Linked DNA regions of Mus musculus: regions 1 and 2 are each linked to region 3. A link is a loop called in an ENCODE intact Hi-C map of the cell type or tissue named here. Cell type or tissue: left cerebral cortex. All regions are shown on one strand.

Region 1 (8,000 bases), 220 kb after region 3:
AAAACGGGTGTCTGCTGCTCCCTCCCCTCCCCTCTCTTCCCATCTGTCCACGAAGGTTCAGCCTGCGAAAGGCAGGCTCTCTGAGCCTGAGCAGCATGAAGATCGTCAATGCACAGCCACCTAGCACAGGGGCCTGCGGTGAGTCTGGTGGCTGTCTTTTTCACCCTGCAGCCTCCAGGAGGCCAGCAGAAGCTGCAGGAGGAACTGAAATGGCTTCTGGAGCATCACAGAGCCAGGCAGCAGGCACTGGAGACACAAGTGTGAGTTTCACCTCACCTACAACAAGCAGAGCCCAGTGGTCGGAGAGATCCTTCTTTAGGGGATGACGGATGACCTCACCCTGGCCTAGCTGAGCCTGCACTGTGTTCACAGGGGAGTCCTAAGCCAGCAGTTGCAGGGAGCCCGAGAGGAAGCCAGGACAACTGGTCAGCAACTGGCTTCCCAAGCCATGGTGAGGCTTTACCCACCCCGTGAGCCTCAGCTTCTGGCAGGTGGGAGTCCTACAAACAGAGCAATCGCCTCTTGGGTACTCCCAGGTGCTGGCCTCCTGTAAGGGTCAGCTCCGGCAGGCTGAGGCTGAAAACACTCAGCTGCAGCTCCAGCTGAAGAAGATGAACGAGGAGTATGCTGTCCGGCTGCAGCACTATGCCAGAGAGACGGTGGTGAGCACTTTAGTTATGTTCTGTGGTGGTCGGAAGTAGACTCTGAGATCTGAGGAGTGTGAGTCTGGCCTGGCTGTGCTGGGCAGACAGTTACAAGGAATCTGTGGTCCTGGGTCCCTGCACAGCCAGCTAGGATAGAGAGTAAGGTTAAGCCGGGCATGGTGGCGCACGCCTTTAATCCCAGCACTCGGGAGGCAGAGGCAGGCGGATTTCTGAGTTCGAGGCCAGCCTGGTCTACAAGGTGAGTTCCAGGACAGCCAGGGCTATACAGAGAAACCCTGTCTCGAAAAACAAAACAAAACAAAAAACCAAAAAACCAAACAAATTTAAAAAAGAGAGTAAGGTTAAGCCCAACCATGTTACCCAACTCAAGCCCAGCTCCTCCAGCTTAGCTGCCTAACCTGGTCCAAACTCAACCCCAACCCTAGCTCTGTCCTACCCAATCCCCTCCAGGAGAACGCCAGTAGCACAAATCAGGCGGCCCTTCAAGCTTTCCTGGAGTCCACTCTGCAGGACATTAGGGCTGCACACCGAACCCGAGAGCAACAGCTGGCCCAAGCTGCCCGGACCTACCGAAAGCGCCTGGCAGATCTGAACCAGAGGCAGGAGTTGCTGCTAACCACCTGCAGGTGGGCTCCACCCTGACTCAGGCACCTGGAGTGGGATGGCAACATGCGACCTGTACTGTGGTTTAGCGTGCTGCAGGAGCAGCGCCAGGCACCCACAGATCCCAACAGGTCATATGGTATTCCTAGGGCTACCTTTGCAACAGCCATCAACCTGGAGCCATTACCCATGCACTGGGCCACTGAACTCAGCCACCCAAGAGAAAACGAGGTAATACTGGGGCCCAGGTGCCCTCTCCCTACTGTCTCAAACTGCCTTGAAGCCCAGAGGCCCAGGAAGGACTCACCCCTGGCCTCATCCCAAACTCAAAGTCTTTGAGCGGTTGGCCTTCTTCAGTCAGCCAAGGGAACCCACCATGTCCTTTTACAGTATGGCCGACATAGGACACTGCTACTGTACCCAGAGAAGGGATCTGGTGAAACTTCCAAGGAGAACAAGTCACAGCCACTGTGAGTGCTTTCTGTTGATATAGGAGAGGTCTACAAGTCAGGCAGAGAGAACCAGAAGCTGAACAGCCTTCATTCATTCTAGCAACCCTCGCTACTGAGTAGGGTTCTCTTATCCCTGCTCTGGGCTATCTCAGTTTGAATGGAACACTGGTAATCACTGAAAATGGATGGCTGCTTTGTTAAGTATCTGATAGGTGAAATGGGGTTGGTGACAGTGGGCAGCCTAGTGGCCTCGGCAGCTGTAGATTTGGGCCTCTATACCTGCTGTATACCAGGCAGGCTCTTGAGATAGTACCTCCCAAGAATTGGGGAAGAAAACACTGTGTAGACGAGGGCTCACTGAGCTAGTCAGGGGACTATCCAAGTGCAGATGCTCCGGGGCTCCAGGCAGTGCTATGCTGTCCTAAAACCACGCAGCAAGTATTATGCCTGGCTCGGAGACTGCCCCTCCTACCCTCTCCTCACAGGGCCCTAGACACTGCATCCTGGGCCCAAATCCAGCAGAGGCTGCAGGACTTCTCCCAGGACACTCAGGTAGTAGGGAAGGAGCGGCGGAGACCCCCTACTCTACCTCCTACCATGGCTCATAACTCATGCCTCCACCAGGCAGAGCTAGAACGGGAACGGGCACAGCTGATGGTCCGGGCCACCATGGCAGAGCAGCAGCTTTCTGAGCTACAGGAGTATGTGGACCAGCACTTGGGCAGGTAGGCTGGATGTGGCTCCAGGGTCCTAATCTGGTGGAAAGAAAAGAATCCATGGCCAGACAAGTGATTTATCATTCCAATCAGGTACAAGCAGGAAATCTTGAAACTGAGGAAGTTGGTGAATATTGGAGATCCCCAAGGAGTAGAAGCTGTATCTTCGCCGGGTAGTGGTGGCGCACGACTTTAATCCCAGCACTCCGGAGGCAGAGGCAGAGGCAGGCAGATTTCTGAGTTCGAGGCCAGCCTGGTCTACAGAGTGAGCTCCAGAACAGCCAGGGCTATACAGAGAAACCCTGTCTCAAAAAAAAAAAAAAAAAAAAAAAAAAAGCTGTATCTTCCACTAGGCCTCAGCGCCCAAGGACTCAGAGTCACTAGCTAGTCTCCCAGAAAAATCTCAAAAGAAATCTCTTTACAGCCAGCATGGAACCCTCTGGACACCCTGCCCCAGGAAGTGATTCCTGGAACAAACAAAAGTCAGGATTGAACCCACAGAGTCTTTATTTTATCCAGTCAGCCAGTTTGTCAAACAGGGGCTCTAGGGACTAAGGTAGAACTGGACTCTGGGATGGCCTTGATGGGCACCCCACAAGAAGACACAGTTGGCCCAGAACCATGGACATCATAGGCCCAAACTCTGTCAGTGCCCTCGCCCACCACAGCTACAGGCTGCCAGGTGGGAAGGGGGAATCGTCCAGATACCACACGGGCCCCCACAGGGAGCTCTGCTTGCAGTTTGTCCTCCAGCAGTTGGAGCTGTAGGAAAGAACAGGAGGGAAAAGAACACAGGAGCAGGTCAGAAAAAGCTGCCCCATCCAGCTGAGCCCAGAACATATTCCAGGCCCGAGAGCATCCAAGAGCCAAGACTGTGGCCCTGATCTCCCAGCAGGACAACAGACCCAAAACCTACCACACTGGGAGCCAGGAACACAGACACGTTGTGACAGTCCCTGAGGCTCACCTGTAGAAAACAAGGGTAAAGGCTGGAGGGCATGCAGTCCCCAAGGTAGGGCCTCTAGCCCACCCAGATATCCACATAATAGCCACTCAGAGCATGAAACTTGGGAGATAAAGATATCAGGAGCTGGAGGTGTGCCTCAGGTGGCAGAGTGCTTGCCTAGCATACACATATCCCTGGGTTTAATCTCCAGTTCTGCATAAACTAGGTCTGATGCCTATAATCCAAGGCTAGTTTGAGATAAGCCTGGACACACATCTCAAAAAAAAAAAAAAAATGAAAGGAAGAGGGAGGGTAAAGAAAATCAAGTTTGGAAAGAAAGAGAGTGGGAGGGGGAGGGAGGGGTATCAAGTTTGGTAGGGTACCTTCCAGAGATCTTTTCGATGGTAGCAGACACTCGCAGAACAACCGGCTCTCCAGGCATGCAGCCGTGCAAGTCCCACAAGCCACGGGTTCAGCTCATATCCCATAGCTGGACGGAGACCACATTGGTGGGCCGCCAGCACCTATGGGAGCCAAGAGTGTGGGATCTGGATGAAGGGAATGGGGCCACCACCAGAGGGACAACGAATATATAGACACAGGTCTTACGATCCTGCCATCACCAGAGCCTAGATCCACCATTTTTCCAGGGCGGCCTCGCAACAGTGACAGCACGTTCTCAACCTGCCGGGCACTCGCGCCAACGTAGGGCACCTGAATAAGGAATTTGGTGGGCTGAGGCTAGAAATCACACAGGCAGAAGCACCAGTTTGGGGGCCGATGGGAGCCTACTAGATTTCCTTTCTTAAATTGATACCATCCAGTGAGCCCCGCCCACTCTCCAGTCATAGGCCCGTACCCCCTAAGTAACTCAATCCCAGCTTCATTCATTTAGACTTGGTCTTGACGAAAGACCCAGGCTCCGCAACTTCCTGGTCCCAACTCTCCGTACATCGGGTTCCCGGGTTAGGTCCCGCGCCATAATTGATTCCGCCCATCTTTACGCTACCTACAGTAGCCTTGACCCCACCCATGGAACCTTGGCTTGCACCAGTATTGGCCCCTTTCCTTCCAAGGTTCAACGCTGCACCTGCAGCCTCAGAGGCACCCGGCGGAAGCCCGGCTGCAGCAGCAGCGCCCATATAGTATAGACGGCCAATCCCGAGCCTGCCGCCGCTTGCACTATCTCCAGCAAGCCCAGCCGCTTCTCGCGTAGCTCAGTCAACGCTTCGGCTGGGTCGTCCTGATCCATGATTGACAGACACTCAGTTCCAGGTCCTACTTCCCAAGGCTCCCGGCCGGTAATGGAAGCGGTTGCCCTCCCCGCTGCCCCCAGCCTGAGCCAAACTCTATCCGCTTGCAGCGTACGCCAGCCAACCGCAGCCGCAACTGCAGAAATCTAAGTATCCGCTGCGATCAGTCGCCGGAAGTGGAAGAGGCCTCCGAGGCCAGTCCGACATTCATTCTTTTCCGCCCAGCCATCCGGGGGACCCTCCTTGGGTTCCGGGTGATGGTTTGGGGTAGCGATGACCCAGGCGATGGGCGAGAATGACAGGGTTTGCCACGAGTGGGTCTACGGTCCGAGACATACAGCGGTCAGCTTCAGGGTCCACTTTACAGACAACCACATGGAATGGAATCTGTTCTAAATCCCCCTGAGGCTGTACTGCTGGCCGGCAGCCTCGGGTTATAGCCAGGGTCTATAACTGAAAGGCACTCTCACGCAAATTCTGTTGATCAAGACAAGAAATGACTGAAAGCCTACCAAAAATCCAGAAGCAAACCACAGAGGACGTCCTTCCAGCCGCCCCTCCCCCTCTTCCGCGACAATAATTAGGCGGGAAACAGAGAGTATTCTGGGGTCGAAGGAGAGGGGCGGGCAGCTAGAGACAGATGTTGGCTCTCTAGTGAGTACGGAGGGAGGGGGCCGGATGTGAGCGACTGGGTGCTGGCAAAGGGCCCAGCCTAGGGTGGAAGACAGCCCAGGAGTCCGGAAGATCTCCTTCTTTCAAAAATAAAGGGTTGAGTGACTCTTAGTAAGGCCCTGCATGGAAACAGATAGAGCCTTGAGTCAAGCTGCTGGACCCCGACCACCCACATCAAGGCTAACTGTCTGAGAATGGTAGATCTTCCCTGACTATGCTCACTCATGGCCTCTTCGGCTATCCCTAGCATAGACGGTGATGGCTTCCAAACTGAACATGCCCAATACCACCACCCTATCGCCCAGGCACAGAGTGTTACCCTCCAAAACCATCTGCAGGACAGGTGTCGCAAGACAGCATGTATTCTGTGTACATGTATTCTGCAGAGAGGCTCTGCTCCATCCAGCTCAGAACCTGGCCACCGGAAGATTTATACCAGAGCCCTCCCACACACTGAATTCTAGACAGGGTTGCTTGGACATAGCTATTCCTGTCTGCTGCTCCTGGCAGTACTCTAAGACCAAGAGCACCCAGGAAGCCCTGGCAACTTGACCTGACATTGGCACCCACACTCTGCTCCTCAGCTGCCAGGGCTCTACTTGGAGGTGTCTCTGCTCCTCGCAAGGCTTTCCCAGGCTAGCTCCTGTGATTTGGGTCCTGCTTATACACACCATCCTCCTTGCTGTCTCTGTCTCTACTGTTTGGAGTCTTCACCACCTGTTCCCTAGAGCAGACTTGAGGCCACTGGACCAGCCTTCCCCTACCAGATGGAAAGACAAGGGTCTAAATCCTTAGCACTCCATGGAGCTTGGGGAGAAGAGAAGTAGTAGCAAGGGGCCGATTCAGAGGCAGATATGGAGGGAGAAAATGCAATGGCCTACTCTTCAGGAGTGATCTCGGACTCTCAGTGCCCTTCCCTCTCCAGAAGCAGTCTATGGAAAAGGAGCATGCTCTCTGTCCACCCTCAGATTACACAGATGTGATTTAAGTTATCTGGTTATAAATATCCCAAAGAAGCCATTCCGGGGGCCTATGTAGGGTGTGGCACCACCATTGTCATAGTCTGAGGCAAGGAACCATATGTCTGGTCTCTGCACAGCCTTGTCACTCTCCCAGTCTGAATGAATAGTCTGTTGGGACTGATGATGGGTGAAAGCCTTAGAGGGAGGTCACGCATTTCCAGAACTCCACTCTCACTCCGCACAGCACGGGAGCTGAAGCTGTTTCCCAGGAGCCATGAGGTAGAGGCAGAAGAAATCTGACGGACGTCCTAAGAAAACCAGCGCACACCTCACTCAAGGTCTTTCAAGCCACAGGCTTTGTCTGCTCAGGGTCTCACTAGCCTTTTGCGAAATAATGAGGCCCAGGAGAAAGGCAGGCATAGCAACAATGGGGCCAGTGGCGGGAAACAGTCTTTAGAGACCCCATTGTCCATTTCTCCCGCCGGAAACGAACAAGCAGGATCCTGCAGAGGAGACCCCACACCCTGCAGGCTCTCTGCCATGTCTGGATGCTCAGCACGTCTCAGGGGCCTCCGGACAGAGGGGCCCATTCTTCCCCAAGGGCGGGACCGGGCCAAGGATGACTGTATGGCTCACAAGGACCATGGAAGGGAATGGCGCGGTGCCAGACTAAAGAACCCCTCCCTAAAGGCCTCGTAAGGAGCTGAAAGTGATGTCTGTCTGTTTGCCGCCCCCCCCAGGCCACCTTTAAACAAACAAAAAAACAAACAAAAAAAAAACAATTAGCTCAAGTCTTCCAAACTACGGCACGGTTGCTCTGAACCCCAGCAGCACCCTGGAATTCGAGGAAAACATGAGCTCACTGGTCAGCAGGCTAAGAAGGGTTAGAAGGGCAGCAGACTGGAGAGTAGACAAAGTGAGGCAGGCACAGAGCTGGGTATGCTGCCTGCCACAGAAGACCATGACTACAGTGGCTGGTATGGTCCAGATTACTTAGTATTCTACCAGCTCACTGTGGGTACCAGGATGCCATCCGAGCCACACCCTTCTCACCCACCCTCCCATCACCCTCCCCAACACCCCATCTCCAGAAGAAGGTCCATCCAGGGCTTGCTCCCAGGTCTCTCAGTCCAGTGCCATCTCACATGGGTTGAGATGGGTCGTGAGAGCAGCTGAATAGACACGGCTGAACTCTTGGAAGCGGGGAGCACAGCCCAGCCAAGCTTCGCCAAATCGGCTCCAGCCCATGAAGAGGAAGGAGCCTGGGCCAGGACGCACACCACAGCGCAGCAAGGTACGAATGGAGGCCCGGCCTTGGCCCTCCGAGCTCCCTTCCTTGAACAGTGGCAGTGTCTGGCGGATGACACGAGCAACCACCACAGTGATGACTGATTCTTGCAGCTCTGTGTCATGGGCGACCCCATGGATGGTCCCGTGGATCACTACGAGGAGACATGGTGGCCAGTGGTGGGCACGTGGGAATGTGAGGCAGACCCTAAGCTCTCCCGCAACAGAAACACTCACCAAAATCACTGGTGCATGCAGCCAGGAGGAGCTCGGCATCACTGCAGGGCCTGCAGGCACCTAGCATGCAAGGCAGGTCATCAGCCAGGCCTGTGATCTCTCAGCACGAGCCCACAGCTCCTCCCAAGAGGAAAAGGTACAGGAGCAAGAGACTAAACCCTTCTCCCAGCATCCTATAGCCTGAAGACACCCTGCAGGTACATGCCT
Region 2 (8,000 bases), 230 kb after region 3:
GTTTGGTGGGTTGGTGGGGTTCGCTGTCGACTGGAATCTGGAAGGCTGTCCACCCCTTACCTTCAGTGGACCTCGGGGCAGTGGGACTTTGTAAGAGAAGTAGTAGAGTCTGCAGCCAAAATCTGAACACTGGTATCCTGCTGCTGGTACTTAAGGAAAAGAGATTAAAACCCCTGTGTTACTGCATCTCATAAGGGAGGGTACAGAGGGCCTGGAGCATGGAGCTAGGCCAAACCTTCGGTTTGGGGAAAAGAAAGAATACTGGCTAGGTCTGGAAGGAGTAGCGTGGGTAGTGTGGATCTCCTTCTGCCACCATACATTCTCAGACCTAACTACACACTCCTCCAATGTTAAATGGATACTAAGAAAAAAATGAGGCGTTCTAGAGGACCTGCCTAGGGACCCACCTGACTGACAAAGCCTGGTAGTCTGCCGGTGCCAAAGTACAGGCCATTCCTACAGTCAAGATCAACCGAAAGGGAATCAGAAAGATATCCCAGGCAGCCTGAGGATGTAGCTAGGTTATAGAGCACCTACCACACAGGCATACACCCCTGGCTTTGATCTTTAAAATAATGTTAAACTGAGAGTGTAGTGGGTCTTGCCTGTAATCCCAGCGGGCAGGAAGTAAAGGAAGCAGCTCAGATGTTCAAGGGCATCCTTGGCTCCATAGTGAATTCAAGGACAGTGTGGGCTACATGAGAACCTCTTTTTTTTGTTTTGTTTTGTTTGTTGTTCATTTTTAAAAAAATATTTTTATTAGATATTTTCTTTATTTACATTTCAAATGTTATCCCCTTTCCTGGTTTCCCCTCTGAAAATCCCCTATCCCCCCCCCCCCGAGAACCTCTTAAAATAAAATAGAGCCACTGTGAAACCCCCCAATGGGGAAGAGCTTCCTTGGAGCAGCTTGTCCTTTGGATCTGACCGAAGGGAGGGTGGAGGAGATGGAAAATAGAAGAAGAACCTTGGCAGGTCCCCAAGGATCTCTCTCTCTCTCTCTCTCTCTCTCTCTCTCTCTCTCTCCCACCCCCAGGGCTCTGTTTCTGGATCCTCCAGGTTCCGAGTGAAACCCTTCCGGTTGGCCTGGACCTGCGCTCAGAGACAGATGAGATCCAGTGATCCCACTGGCAATCTGGGGAGGAGCTTCAAACACTGACTACTTTCTCCTTGCCTCCCAGGCCCTCTTTGACCAATAAGAAGGCTCAGATGGCTCCTTGCCCCAGTCCAGAGAGTCAAAATGACACAAGGTGAGAGTGACCAGAACTTTCCTGATGAATCAGTAAACACAGTGTGGTGTGACTGTTCTTGGAAGAAACATTACATATGGGCTGGAGAGATGGCTCAGCGATTAAGAGCACTGATTGCTCTTCCAGAGGTCCTGAGTTTAATTCCCAGCAACCACATGGTGGCTCACAACCATCTGTAATAGGATCTGATGCCCTCTTCTGGTGTGTCTGAAGACAGTGACAGTATACTCATATATATGAAATAAATAAATAAGTAAAATAGTAAATAAATAAATAACATTAAATATGACTTTTTTCTCTCAAATAGTATAGAAATGTGGGATGCTATAAAAGCAAGGAATTCAAATTTTTTTTATTTTCTCAGCTTGGTAGACTTTTATGCAAATGTTTTAATCCACCCCCATACCAAACACAAAGGCCCTACTATATTCTTGAATTAAAATGGTTTATCTTTTACCCCTTCGTTTTCTTTGCACAGATTCTCTTAAAACTAACCAAGCTTGGGCTGAGCAAGGTGGCACACAACTTTAATCCCAGCACTCCTGAGGCACAGGCAAGGCAGATCGCTGTGAGTTCGAGGCAAACTAGCTCTACATGGTGAGTTCCAGGACAGCCAGGGATCTTTACACAGAGAAATTCTGTCTCAATACAAACAGACAAACAAACAAACAAACAAACCTAGCCAATCACTAAAGACCGTGAGGTTGAGCCCAGCCAATGGGGAAAAGACACAGTCATCACCTGAGTTAGAATAAAAACCAATCCCTGTCTGAGTTGCCTCTTCCATGCTGTGAGCAGCTCACTCCTTGGTCAGCAGTAAAGGTTTGCCTTCTTGAGACACTTCAGTTAGAGTGGAGGTCTCTTTCTTTGCAACCTCAAATTTATTTCTAACAGAATGAAGCCCGGATGATTCTATCGTAAACCCTTGACGTCCGGGTTTGGATGTTGCTTTGGTCTCATATCATATCTTCTTTCCATGTCCTATCTCTCTCTCTTTTGGAATAGGAGAATGAATTCTGTGCTGTTGTATAGTGGAAGTATGTAACTTATTTTTTACTTTATAGGAGTTCACAGTTAAGAATTTGTCAGGATGGTAGGGAGGAGGTGTTGCCATGGTGTGCAAGGCCCTGAATTCCATTCTCAGCACCCAACAACAATAATAACATCCTTTAAAAGTAGAAAGTGCCTGGCGTGGTGGCACATGCCTTTGATCCCAGCACTTGGGAGGCAGAGGCAGGCAGATTTCTGAGTTTGAGGTCAGCCTGGTCTACAAAGTGAGTTCCAGGACAGCCAGGGCTATACAGAGAAACCCTGCCTTGAAAAAAAACCTAAATAAATAAATAATAAAATAAAATAAAAATTTCTAATAAATAAATAAATAAATAAATAAATAAGAGGCCACCTGAGACGCTGCAGCTATTGAGAGGCAAAGGCAGGTGGATTTCTGTGAGTCTAGGTCAGATTGGTGTCTTTGCAGAGAGTTCCAGACCTTCTGGTTATATGATGAGATCTTGTAATCTATCAGAATAAGTAATATTTGGGGCATAATGACACATACCTTTAATCCCAGCACTTGGAGGCAGAGAAAAGTAGATCTCTGTGAGTTCAAAGCTAGTCTGGGCTACATAGTGAGTTCCAGGACAGCCAGGGCTATTCAGAAACCCTGTTTCAAACAAATAGAATATGTAATAAATAGTGGCGCACACCTTTAATCCCAGCACTCAGGAGGCATAAACAGGAGGATCTCTGAGTCTGGAGCCAGCCTGGTCTACTTAGAGAAGTTCAAGACAGCAGGGATGACATAGAGACCTTGTCTAAGAAAACAAAACAAAAATAAAAAAAAAAAAAAATAAATAACAAAGTCAGATGGGCTGGAAAGATGGCTTATCAGTTGAGAACACGTTACTGCATTTGCAGAGGACCTAAGCTGTGCTCCCAGATCCCACATCAAGAGGATCACAACAGCATGAAACTCCATCTTCAGGGAATTTGATGCCTCTTGTCGCCACAGGCAAATCCACTCTCATGCATGCATGCACGGGCACACACACACACACACACACACACACCTAAAGGTAAAAAAAAAATGTAAAAATTAAATCATAAATACAATATTTTCAGCCAAACAGTGGTGACACACTCCTTTAATCCCAGCACTCAGGAAGCAGAGGCAGGCAGATCTCTGTGAATTTCAGGCCAGCCTGGTCTACAGAGTGAGTTCCAGGACAGCCAGGGCTACACAGAGAAACTCCATCTTGAAAGACAAATAAATAAATAAATAAATAAAATAAAATAAAATAAAATTCAATGGAAAGGCATGGCAAAAATAAAAATGGTAAATTCAGCCGGGCATGGTGGCGCACGCCTTTAATCCCAGCACTCAGGAGGCAGAGGCAGGTAAATTCAAGTAGTTCTCTACCCAACCCCTTTTAAATAAGTGTTTTCAAGTGTGGAGTCCCGGGGGCAGGGGGATTTCTGTGGTTATAATTTTAAAACTTTAAAATCAATCTGGAAACAGAAAGAAAAAAAAAAGAAAAATATGACATGCCTGATGAAATTATAGCAGACACCAAGGCCTGTACCGAGGATACAAGACACCTCGGGCAACCACAGTACAACTATCCAGCCTGAGAAATTGCAGCTACTTTGGTAATTCTTTGGTACTTCCCATTGCAAGCCACTGAGGCAGAAAAGTAGTCTCCAGGCGCCCTCTAATGGTAATATGGGGATGAGCTGGCCAGTCTCAGAGTTGAAGTCGTCCGACCCTAACCTCCAAGGGCAATGGCAGGAGACCTAGCAGTAAGAGGTAACTGCTAGAGGTTACTAAGGGGTAACTTGGTCTGAAAGAAACACTCACCTGACCGGAGTCTCTCTATTAAACTTACTCTTCCCATCTTCATCTTCTAGCACCATAACAATGATTCTGTCACGATGGTAGATTCTAGACAGGTGCCACTTCTCACACTGGTCAGGGAAAGGGACCCTTGACCATCATTAGCTAGCAGAAGTCTGATGCCCATGGGTATAGATCCCAGAAAGCCATGAGTAGCCTCAGGGTCCAACAGAGCTGCTCCTGGTGCTTTTAGATACCCAGAAGGAAAATGAAGGATGAATGAGAGAGCACCCCACATCTCAGAGAACCTTTAGCTGTTTATGCTCAAGCTTGGGGACTTCCTTGAATGTCTCAAGACTTTGTGCCCTTACCTTAATAAATGAGTTGCAACCGGGTGATAGCAGCGCACACCTTTAGTTCCAGCACCCAGGAGGCAGAGGCAGAGGCAGGTGGATCTCTGAGAGTTCAAAGCCAGCCTGGTTTACAGAACTGAGTTCCAGGACAGCCAGGACTACACAGTGAAAGACTGTATCTAAAAACAAGAAGAAAAAAAAAACAAGAAAGAAGTAAAGAAAAGAAGGAAGGAAAGAAGGAAGGAAAGAAGGAAGGAAAGAAGGAAGGAAGGAAGGAAGGAAGGAAGATGTCTCTTTTTATTTGATCATTACTATGATAGATGGATGGATGGATGGAAAGATGAGAGATAGATTAAAGTGTCAGAGTCAGCTAAATGCCTCAAAGACATGCTCACAGGCCAATCTGATGGAGAGAATTCCTCAGTTGAATTCTCCCTTCACACATATATTATGCTAACAACAAAAATTACCCATCATAGGGGTTGTCCGGGCTGGAAATCACACTGAGACCTGTTTTCTGTACTGTCTTCCCCAGGGCCATGTACTGCACTTGTGGATGCAGTGGGGACAACAGAGGCCTTGGTTGTTATGAGTGTCACCACTCAGGCACCCCATCTCCAGCCATACTGTCCCCTGTTACACAGGCCTTTGCAGGTTGAGGACATCAATAATGTATGTGCAGTATGCTGGTCCCTAAGCAGAGTGGAGGGTAAGCAGCCCAAACGTTCAGCAGGAGAGCTGATGGGAGACATGCAGCTGGTTCCCAATGAACAGGCCATCCAATTGGGGCTATTCGGGGAAGAGCTACAAGTGAGGAGAGTTGACAGGGATTAGAAAGCCAATGACTCCAGGACCATGGAGATTTGAACAAACACAACCACAAATATAACCTGAAATCTGACCTACTGACAGAGGGTGAGTTTGGGTTTCTCCTTGATCTTGTGAGAAAGGGGGGACAAGTTTCCCACCTGCCTAGGACTGCCCCCTTCACAGATAGCAGATAACATTTGAAGCCAGGTAGGGGCTAGATACAGGTAACCTGAGAGCGTTCCTGTATCCCTTAGTGAGCCTGTGGCACCAGGACCCTTACAGCCAGGATTAAATGTGTGTCCTGCTGGATGGAGCTGCAAGGTGGAAATAACGATGGGTGGGGGCACCAGGGGACCAGGAAAGTGCATCAATGGTACCTACCCCCTGAGCACTGCCTTCCCTTGCTGTACCCAGCTGGACCTAGGCAGTTTCAGGGTGGTTCAGCCATCAGCCCCTTGAACACAGAGACCTCATCCAGGATACAATCATAGCCGTCAGCTCCCAAGAAGTCTCAGGTTTCCAGCCATTCCCATGGTTTCTGGATACATCTCCCCCCCACCCCATTAGCCTGGCACTTCAGGGGGTTGGGCATTGAGGTTTCTATCTCTGTAGTTTTTCATTTGCTGAGAAGCCCCCCCCCCCAACACAAGCCTAAAATGCAGCTGCTGATTGATTTGAAGCTGAGCTATAAATAGCCACTGGCTCCAGCCAGGGCCAGGGGAAAATATCCCATTGCTAGGAGACGACCGTTGCCGGGAGACCGCCATCACTAGGCGACTCGTGCTGCTGAGGTGTCAGCTGGGCCCTGAGTCATCCTCAGTCTTGACAGGGGGTGGGGCCAGGCCAAAGCAGAGGCCAGCAGAGAACCTCAACGCTCTCACCCTGTCATCAGGGCAGCCAGACTGATGTTCCACCTGCTTCTCTCCTGTGCACTTCAGCCTCTGGCTCTTGGCAGGGACAGGGTGGAGGAAAAGGAAAGGGCGGAGGAGTATAGGGAGACAGGAAGAGGAATGGAAAAGGACAGAGGGTAAGTAAAGAGGGAGAGAGAAGAAAGGAGGGTAGAGAGGATCGGGGGCATAAAGTATCTACCTGAGCTCAGGGTGACTCACTTGAAGGGGTCGCTCCCCACCAATACTGTGCACTCAAGGTATTCCTCCTTATAGCCCAACTACGTTTCCCAGAAGGGGTTCAGTGAGGGGAACGACCTGGGGAAGATGTGACCCAGCTGTGTGTCTCCCCAGCACTCTCCACACTAGAACCCTGAAAGGCCATGCCTGGAACCTCCTGTGGTAAGACTTAGAGACAGTGTAGAGCTATCATCATCACTCTAGGCTTAGGAGTGATCCCATGATGCTCCCTCCTCCCTCTCTATCCGAGCCAAATGTGCCAGCAGCCCTAGTCTTCATCATCCCCATTCTGTGGAGTTGGACCTTAGAAGCCTGGATAGAAGACAGTGTTCTCTGCTCTGACATCAAGGCAAGGGTGAGGAACATAATAATAGCCTTAGATGAGGGGTGTCTTAAGAGAGGGGTGCTTAAGACAAGTAAGACTGACCCGTGAAGAAAGCATCCTGGTTGAACTGGCCCTATATGCTACCCCATATTCTGTGCAGGAGACGAAAGTCCCTGGTCAGGCACTTGGATATTGTCTGACACAGTTCTCTCAGGATGTAAGATGTTCCAAAAGCGTCATCAGGAATGAATGATGCAGGAATCCTCCGTGGAAGGTGTTCCAGAAGCCAGCTTCCCTATCATCATGACCACAGGGGTGTGTGAACCTCCCCTATGCCCCACTGGGTACCCAGGAAACCCCACCCTGGCCCTCTAAGTGTTGTGTCAGCCAACAGCTCATCATAACTGTGCCATCAGAGAGCCAGTAGGCCCAGGCTGAGAAGAGGGGTTCTTGGTGTTTGGGGAAGACATGAAAGTGAAAACTTCTGGGGAGGATATAGAGTCTGAGAGTCAAATAAGTTCATTCAGTGGCAGGTGACAAGAGGCCACACCAGATGAAGTGCCAGGTGAGAGATGTGGTACCCTCCTAGCTGGCATAGAGCCCAAGGAACAAGGGTCTTTAAAAAAAGATTTATTTATTTAATGTATGCGAGTACACTGTAGCTAGCTGTACAGATGGTTGTGAGTCTTCATGTGGTTGTTGGGATTTGAATTTTTAGGACCTCTGCTCACTCTAGTCAACTCGGCTCGTTCCGGCCCAAAGATTTATTTATTATTATACATAAGTACACTGTAGCTGACTTCAGACACACCAGAAGAGGGTGTTAGATTAGGGCATCAGATCTCATTATAAGTGGTTGTGAGCCACCATGTGGTTGCCGGGATTTGAACTCAGGACCTTTGGAAGAGCAGTCAGTGCTCTTACTCAGTGAGCCATCTCGCCAGCCTGGAACAAGGGTCTAACAGACCACAACTGAGGAGATAGCTGCCTGAGAGAGCTGGACCATTAATGCATGCCAACTGAACTCCTGGAATCCCAAGGGGAGCAGAAGAGAGCAGTAAGTTGGAAGTTTCTGATGACATGAAGGAGAGCCTGATCTGAGGAGGATGGCAGAGGTAGAGGGAAGCAGGTTGGTCCTTTGATGAGAGAGGAAAGGCCCCCAGATTAGTGCTCAGTAACTTCCTAAGTGCTCTCAAGAGACAGGGCCACTGTGTGCTGGGCCTTCCTCACACCCACCTTCACACCGGAGTGTGCTCATCCTATCTGCCCCAGCCAAGACACACGCCCAGCTAGTGATCCCCT
Region 3 (8,000 bases):
TCTTAAGAGTCACACTGGGCCTAGTAACACTGGGAGACTGGAGATAATGCTGGTTCACAGCCTACAGATGAGTGTCCATATCTGTCCAGTGCCTGGCAGCTGGGACATCACCTCCCAAGAGTACACTGGGGCCCAATGCCACTGACAGCAGCCACAGCAAATGTGAGGTGGGCAGAGAGGCTCAGTCCTTGGCAGGGCTGGAGTCCCTTGACATGAGGTCAGACACTGGGAAGGAAAGGTGGGGGTAGAGACCCCAGGCCAGGACTGTGCACCTCTGGTAACCACTCTCTGTGCTGAGCCTTAACTGAGGCCATAGGATACAGCATGTTGAATATCCAAACTGACTGGGAGAGTCGGTAAAGATAGGGAGTGCCCGGAGGACACACAGTTACTGATAGCCAGGATGGACATGAACTTGACCAAATAGATACCAGCTCCCAAGAGCTGATACTACACCAAGAAGATCAGTAGGGAATGGAGGGGGCTTTTTCCAGTCTCTCGGATGCTGGGGCAGACAAGACCGTTACTCCCTTTCTGTTGAACAGAGGTTAGCTCTGACCTCCACTGAGGTCAGAGCTAACATTGTATTAGGTCAAGAAATGAAGAGGAGGGACTTTCTGCCAACTTGCCCCTGGGATGGGCTAACAGGATGGGTGCTCTCTGAGAGAACAGGACTCTAAAGCTTGGACTCAGGGCGAAGCTGGCCAGGGAACTACTTTTAGACTGAAGTTCTCAGGAGACACCAGACAATCTCTTCTTATGGGCCAGCACATCAGAACTCCTTCCTCTCCAAGCTGTCTGTCCCAGTCCCAGCACCAGCACCGGGAGTCTCCCAAGATGGATGACCTTGGAAGGTTCCGCCTCTGAAAGCCCCAGGAGTTGAGGTGGAAGCAGGCAGGGAGGTACAAAGTACAGAGAATCTACAAGAATAAAGTTGGGGTAGCCAGGCCAGGACACTGGTGCCCCACGTCATGATGCTCAGATACAAGAGGTTCTCAGGAAGCAACACCCAGTATCAGGGCTGGCTGGCAAGACAGAAGGGCCCTGGGTCCCAGGAGTTAATACTCAGGAGGCTTGCCAAGTTCCAACAGAACTGGCAGGGCCACCCGGCCCTTGGGAACCTGGCAAGCCCCAAAGCTAATCCTAACCAAGCAGCAGGGCTTCACGGCTTTGTCAGTGAGCCGGGAACCTGGGGTTCTCCTTGGTCTGGGGTGTCAATGAGAGAACTCTGGGGGCCATATGGATTCAGACAACCCTTGGCTGGATGCAGGACTGGCAGGGTTTGGGTCTACATGGACAGTAGCCTTCGAAGACATCAGCCATCCATGAACCTGGTTCTCACAGCACCATCCTCAGAATCCCCTACACCTGGAAGCTTGGCACACTCAGACCTTACGAGCTCTTATAAACCCAAGTGACTTTCTGAATGCTGGTCTTAGCAGGCTCTAGAGTCAAGCTTCTTAAACTGGGGCAGTAATAAATTAACACACACACACACACACACACACACACACCACACACACACACACACACACACACCACACACACACACACACACACCACACACACACACACCACACACACACACACACACACACACACACCAAACACACACACACACACACACACACACACCACACACACACCACACACACACACACACACCACACACACACCACACACACACACACCACACCACCCACACACACACACTGTGGCTCTAGAGAGACATGGCTACCCCACTCCCAGACCAAGACTGAAGTCTACATAGCTGAGATGAAGCCAGCTCTGGCAGCCCCTGCTAGCCACATGCACCCGGGAGACTTGGCCAGAACCCCTCCCCCTACTTGCTCTCTCTCCTCACAACCATTTTCTCCCTAGAAACTTTGCTCCAAGCAGCAGGCTCTCTTGGGATGGTTCTTCTCTGCTCCCAGCCTGGCTCTGAGCCAGGACCCTGCTCCCAGAAGAGAAAATGCCCATCGATTTGAGACACTGTCCAGCCACCCAGATACCAGCCTCGATTCGGCTGGGAGGAAAGCACGGCTTGGAATGGCCCGTCTGGACCTGTATCTGTCTGCTTTGGAGCAAACCCTCAAAATGAGGAAGCCAGACAAGGCTAAAGGCATGGTGTTTAAATTCAGACCAAGTGGTTGTGACAGGGTTGGCTACCTCCCTAAGGTGAGGAAGTTCCCACCTTGGGGAGTCTGGGCTGGCTTGCTCCCCTCCCCCCAGTGGCCTGCTTAAGGCAGCTGGACCCAGGCTCTCAGCAGAGTTGCACCCATCTCTGCCAGGAACCTTCCTGTAAGAACCCCCAGGCTTAATTATAAGAAGTAATACTCAAAACATGCTCCAAGTAGAGAAAACATTTTTTTTTTTAAATTTTATCAAATTTATCTGTACAAAAGTTAGCATTGCCTGGTCAGAAAGGAACGAAACACAGCGAGTAAAGGACAGCAAATGTCTTTCTGAATTCAACACCAAAAAAAAAAAAAAAAAAAAAAAAAGACTGCATAAAAATGAGTTTGCTGTGGTTCCCACCTCGGCCCCCGGAAGGAGATAAGCTGAAGAAAGAAAAAAAAGGCTGGATTTTTTTTTCCCCTCTAAAAAAAGGTAGGAAAAGTAGAAAAATTAAAAAGAAGCGAAACTTCTCAAATGTGAGCAAATATACAAAGTGTTCAAGGCACAAGTTTCCGTGACGTAGCCGGTTTATACACTCGACACAGCGACGCAGGCAGGGAAGCTGATGTTACTCTCTAACTAGGAACCTAAGCAGGTTAGTTGGGGAGGCTCTCCTTTCACAGCTTGGTAAGTAGCGCCTGGTGCCAAAGAGCCAAGATTATCGTGGTTCTGCAGCTGCCCAGCTTGCAGGAAATTCCGTCTTCTACCGCTTGGCACCATGAAGGCAGAGATGCTACTCCTGCCTTTCAATGCCTGGCCCAATGATGGTGCCGGGCTTCTTGTTCTAACTAGACCCTAAGAGGTTGATCACTTCCTCCTGTGCCTGGTGGAGGCCTCCAGGGACATCCGAAGGCCAAGCAAAGAGATGCTTAGGGATTCTGAGCCACCTCCCTCCTGCCCTTTACAGAGCAAGCTTCCCCACTTTAATTTTGTCTTAAATTCTACTCTCTGCACAAATTACTTCATTAATTAAAGATAAAATAACAACAGAACATAAATACGTCTTCAACACCTTTCAAAAAAACAAACATGTTTAAGCCTTAAAATAAAAAATAACAAAAAATAAAAATAGACACAGAAAGTGTTCATCTCAGCCAAGCCTTGCTGGGAAGAACGGTGGTAATGAGAAACCCCTCAATCTCACATTGGTCCCAAGAGAGTCCCCGGGTTGGATGTATCCTCGAGCATCCACAGATGTCCTTTCATGCTTTCACCGTGGGAACAGCATCCATTGGTCCCAGGGAGGTCTTGGGTAGGCTGATAAGGACATGAAGCCCATTCTCTCCTTTGTCCTTAGGCATAACTATCTTCTTATCTACTGAGATGCAAAACTCGGGAGCTGGTGTACACTTATCCAAACCGGAGAGCAACGGAATGCCTGTTTTGGAAACCACCAGTCACCTCAGAGAAAGAAGAGGGGGAAAAGAGAGCTCTGTCCCCTGGCAGAAGTTTGGATATCCAGAAGCAAAGGGACACAGGATGACAAAGCCTGGCTTCCTGCACATTCAGCAGGCACTTGACGGAGTAAGGCCGTGCTGGCTGCCTCCAACCTCTACCGAGTACACTCCGGAAGAACTCAAAGATCTGGCTAGACTTCCTGGATGCAGCAGCCTCAGGGTCGGGTCAGGGTGGTGTACACAGGCTGGTCCCAGTTGCTGCTGGGGCTGTGTGCGGGTGGCATAGAGAGCCCATTGAGCAGTGGCGAGGCATAGGGCCGACGGGATGAATGGAAGTAAGGGTATTGGTAGAGGCTGGGAGGGTAGCCAGGGTAGGGGCTGTAGTAGTTGGAAGCCTGCAGGTCAGTGTAATCACACTGTGCGCTGGCGAAGGAGCTGGCAGCCGTGGCAGAGGCAGCTGTGGTGACGCTGGCCTGGGCACTGTAAGAGCCATAGTCAGCACGGCCAGGTGAGCCATGTGACTGGTCGTTGTAGTGGCTAGGACTCAGCTGCTCCGTCTTGATCTGTGGCCGAAGGGGTCCTGCCTCTGTGGGCGAAGCTGAAGCCGAGGGAGCTCCCTTGTGGGCCCACACAGGGGATGCCCCTATGCCGGTTGCCCCGGAGTGCGAGTAGGAAGCGCCTCCATAGGAGCCAGAGGCAGTGGCCTGGCTGGGCTCTGTGGGCAGGGCTGAGTGGCCATTGAGGGGCAAGTACTGGTCAAATTCATGGACATCGAAGGTATCCATGTTACTGATAACCTCGCTGCTGAGCTCGGAGATGTCCACATTGCTGAAGTCGATGTTCTGGCGCCCGCTGTCCACTAGGCGGCGCCCTTCCAGCCTTAGCTCTTGCTTGCTTCCATTGCTCGCCTGGTGCAGGTCCGTCTTGGGGGTAGTGGGTGGGGTGGGTGGCCCATGGGTCTGGCCTGAGGAAGAAAGTATATTGCAAGGATGAATGCTCCTTCTGTGGGACCAGGGTGGAGCTGGTGGGTGACACCAGGAACCCTGGTAACTGCCACAGGTACAAATCAACGGCTTTTTGTTTCCTTACCTTCCCAGAAATTCCTGCAAACTCAGACCTAGCCCTCACTTACTGGCTGAGAAAATTCCGTTTGGCACTGTGCTGTGGGAAGACCCAAGGCTCCTCCCTGAAGACCTGGGTGGGGGGATGGAAGGTGGCCAGCCGGCCCCACCAGAACTAGCATTAATGGGGCACTTTTGGAATGCTTGGCCCTGGGCACTGGACCAAGGCGAACCCACACAACCCCGTTCTTTCCCCACCACAGCCCAGTAAACGGAAGCTCACAGCCGGCCTGCCTCCAGCTTCACTTCGGCTGCTTAGCTGCTGGGACCCCACCCACCAGCCTGATTCTGAGGCTGGGGCTATTGACCCACGCTGTTGTTACTGTAGAGTGGAGGCAGATTGTGAGTAAGTCCCGGTGACGGTAGACATCTCCAGAGTGCTAGATGGAGCTAGGCAGCTCCCTCCTTTTGTACATAAGAAATAGCTACATCCAGAGGTTTTTTTTTTTTTTTTTTTTTTTTTTTTTTTACAAGGGATCGGGGAAGACCCAGCCCTCCTCAGACTGCCAACCATGGAGGGAAGACCTACCCACACTCCAGATCAGTCCTGCTATTGCCCGTCCCCCATGCTAAGGGTCCTGGAGCCCACCTGTGTGGTGGTCACTGTGATGGTGTGCCTCGCCGAGCACTGCATCAGCTTTGTACATGGGACCACCAGGGTGGTGGCCCAGTTCAGTACCAGAGTCTGAGTCGCTCCGGCCAGTCTTCACACTCTTCCTTCGCCTTGGCTGGTATTTGTAATCTGGGTGGTCTTTCTTGTGCTGCACACGGAGCCTCTCGGCCTCCTCCACAAACGGCCTCTTCTCGCTTTCACTCAGCAAGCTACAGAAAACACAGTAGAGCGAGGATGCCCACGGAGCTCCAGACTTGCCAAGGACCTAGGCAGCGCCAGCAAACACTGCTGCCTGCAGTCAGACAGTTGGAGCACAGGATAGGGTGCTGGAGAGCTCAGGATACCCTCCAAGGGGTAACCTGCCCTCCTGCTGAGAACTCCGACACCAGTGGGGCAGAGCCCAACAGTGTGGTCTAAGGACCAAGACCCCAATTCTCCATCTTTCCCGAAGTCCCCCTTTCCAGCACTATTTGCTCATCCAGTCACCCACCACTGCTACCACCGCCGCCGCTACCACCACCACCACCAATCTCTCTCAAGAAAGACAACAGGACCCAGTGAAAACTATACTTCGACAAAGGCAAGGAAGGCTTTCTGGAAACCAGCCATCCCAAGTTGCCAGGAGTGATGGAGAAACTCCGGGAGATTGTCCTCAGAGCACACACACACACACCCTGAGAATCTCTCGACCTTGAACCTCAACTTGCCGGCCAAGCTGAGAGGGCAAGACAACCTGGCTGTCCTGCTCAGCCCAGTATCACTACTACACACTGTTTCAAACTCGAATAGAGGCAGCTTGGGAGGTGGGACTGTGCAGCTGTCTTCAATAATGCCTGCCTTTCTCAGGCCAAAGTGCTCATTGAGCCTGTCACTTTCACCTGCTCTTTCCTTCCCCAATTCCAGGTTCCTGTGGCCTGGGAGCAGTACCTGCCAGAGGACTTGGACTCCTCATGGACCCCGGAGTCCCAGCTTCTGCCCAGGACAAAGCAGCTTGATGCCTACCCAATATGCCTACAGGCCGTGGTGGCCACTCGATGCTAGGATCCCCAGTTCTGCAGTTCTCAGCAGGATATCCCAGGAGAGGAGAAAGGACTGGAGGGTCACACTCCAGGCACTGGCCTCCGTCCATCTCCAAAGTCCCACACCTGGTGTCTCTGTTGACCAGACCCACCCTGGAACCAGCCCAGGAGCACAGCCCAAGCTGGGGCACGAAGTCACTCCTTTCCTCAGCCTGAGTGTCAAGAGTCCCCACACTCACCGCCACAGCTTGCCTAGGGTCTTGCTGAGCTCTGCGTTATGGAGATGCGGGTACTGGTCCGCCAGCTTGCGGCGCGCCGCCTGTGCCCACACCATGAAGGCATTCATGGGCCGCTTCACGTGTGGCTTGGCCTTGAGCGTGCCGCCACCGCCGCCGCGCACAGGCATAGGCACCAGACTCCAGTCATAACCCTTAAGCACCTGCGACACGGCATCACGGATGCAGGCTGGGAAGCGTTCGTCTGCTGCCTCAGCAGTATCCCCTCGGCCGCCGCCCCCCGCGCGGCCCAGGCCCTCTGATCCCGCGGGCGACGGTGGCGCGTCGGAGTCCGAATCCTCCACGTGTGACATGGAGCTAGCGGTGCCAGACGGGCTGCAGGGAGGCTGGGCGCGGGCCTCACTCATGTCCAGCATCGGGGCCACGCGCGGAGGGGCACTCAGTGGGGATGGACGCAGGGGTCGCGCCCGGTCACTCTGTGGAAGGACACTCTAGAATCCAAGGTTGCCACGCAGGACCCAATCTTTGTCCTCACCGCAGGGGCCCAGCAGCAGCTCCTCCGCCGCAGTAGCTCAGTCTCAGTTCTGGGACCCGCAACAAGTTTCTTTAAGCCGTGGTCGAAACCCCGCCCCTCCCGGTCCGGGTTGGCAGGTCCTCCCCAGGCGGAGCTTGTATGCCCCGCCCCGAATCCAAAGAAGCCTTGCGACCCCGCTCCACCCTCCGTACCACGTGGGCCAGGCGCCCCGCAGCCTGATCCCTCGGCTGAGGCGGGGTCAGAGGGCTAAGGGTGACTGACTGCCCAGTGCATGGATCTCAGCAGCACGGCTTGACTTTCGGGCGGCAGGCAAGGATGCTAATCCACAAGGTTCCTGAGTCCAACATCCCTCCCTCCAATGTGGGGCTCGAATCCGCTATTGCAACCAAACCCGGGTTCTGCCCGCAGGGTGGCGCAATGACAAGAGCCACCAGGTGACCCTGGTAACTCCCGCACCTAGGTGAGCTGGAGGACCCCGGGGCTAGACAGAGGTGGGAGGGCGGGGGCGCTGGGCGGGGCTGCTCTGGCAGTGACTGCTGAGTCCCTGAGGGCGGTCAGGCGGATGGAGGGGCCGGACGCGGGGGCTCGGGTCCTTCCGGGTATGACCTGTGGTGGGGGCGCGGAGGCCCTGGCGGGCGGGCCTGGGTGGTCTGGCGGAGGCGGAAACCACGCTGGGCCGCTTCTCCTCAGCGCCTAGAGAGAAGGCGGAGAGTGCTCAGGGTCGGAGAGGGGACGTTTCTCCCGAGGCGAGAGCCAAGCCTGACTCCGAACCGCGCCCGAGGTCGCCCCCGCGACTTGCCTCCCAGCCCGGAGGTCTCCAAGTGCAGCTAGGAGTCTCTCGCCAAACTCAAAGGAGGCGATGTACCTGCCACCCTAAGCTTGTCTGGGTGGCATAGAGCTG

The links. Peaks named below come from ENCODE experiments on the same cell type or tissue, not always from the same donor. Only the 100,000 strongest peaks of a DNase experiment are listed, where the experiment ranks them.
Region 1: a loop joins it to region 3, with 2.4 times the contacts of the local background. A loop is called at or near these places in 11 of 42 quality-filtered maps.
Region 2: it touches region 3 in a loop (3-fold over the local background); 11 of 42 quality-filtered maps call a loop at or near these places.

What each region holds. Positions count from the first base shown.
Region 1 is chr17:25,787,581-25,795,580 of GRCm38, forward strand. Ccdc78 (coiled-coil domain containing 78) reads left to right here. Exons shown (of 13, transcript NM_001165929.1): 5 at 172-260; 6 at 373-451; 7 at 537-662; 8 at 1,116-1,291; 9 at 1,418-1,499; 10 at 1,659-1,738; 11 at 2,206-2,272; 12 at 2,345-2,445; 13 at 2,530-2,933. The coding sequence ends at 2,632. Antkmt (adenine nucleotide translocase lysine methyltransferase) reads right to left here and starts at 4,814. Exons shown (of 5, transcript NM_145410.4): 1 at 4,473-4,814; 2 at 3,992-4,096; 3 at 3,766-3,906; 4 at 3,353-3,403; 5 at 2,920-3,198. The coding sequence starts at 4,634. The coding sequence ends at 2,968. Metrn (meteorin, glial cell differentiation regulator) reads right to left here. Exons shown (of 4, transcript NM_133719.2): 3 at 7,794-7,853; 4 at 6,991-7,711. The coding sequence ends at 7,395. In left cerebral cortex, a CTCF peak has its summit at 3,945; DNase peaks (open chromatin) are centred at 4,267, 4,818 and 5,265; H3K4me3 peaks cover 2,621 bases; H3K27ac peaks cover 3,463 bases.
Region 2 is chr17:25,797,275-25,805,274 of GRCm38, forward strand. No RefSeq gene overlaps it. Among named protein-coding and RNA genes, the nearest start is that of Metrn, 4.2 kb to the left of the region's middle. In left cerebral cortex, a CTCF peak has its summit at 3,974 (motif pointing left); DNase peaks (open chromatin) are centred at 281, 3,951 and 6,014; H3K4me3 peaks cover 521 bases; H3K27ac peaks cover 2,595 bases.
Region 3 is chr17:25,563,543-25,571,542 of GRCm38, forward strand. Sox8 (SRY (sex determining region Y)-box 8) reads right to left here and starts at 7,144. Exons shown (of 3, transcript NM_011447.3): 1 at 6,568-7,144; 2 at 5,286-5,518; 3 at 2,351-4,539. The coding sequence starts at 6,980. The coding sequence ends at 3,791. It overlaps Cerox1 (cytoplasmic endogenous regulator of oxidative phosphorylation 1), which reads left to right and starts at 7,269. Exons shown (of 2, transcript NR_045176.1): 1 at 7,269-7,559. In left cerebral cortex, CTCF peaks have their summits at 2,877, 4,433 (motif pointing right), 4,639 and 7,477; DNase peaks (open chromatin) are centred at 1,121, 1,890, 2,192, 2,872 and 8 more places; H3K4me3 peaks cover 6,175 bases; H3K27ac peaks cover 6,351 bases.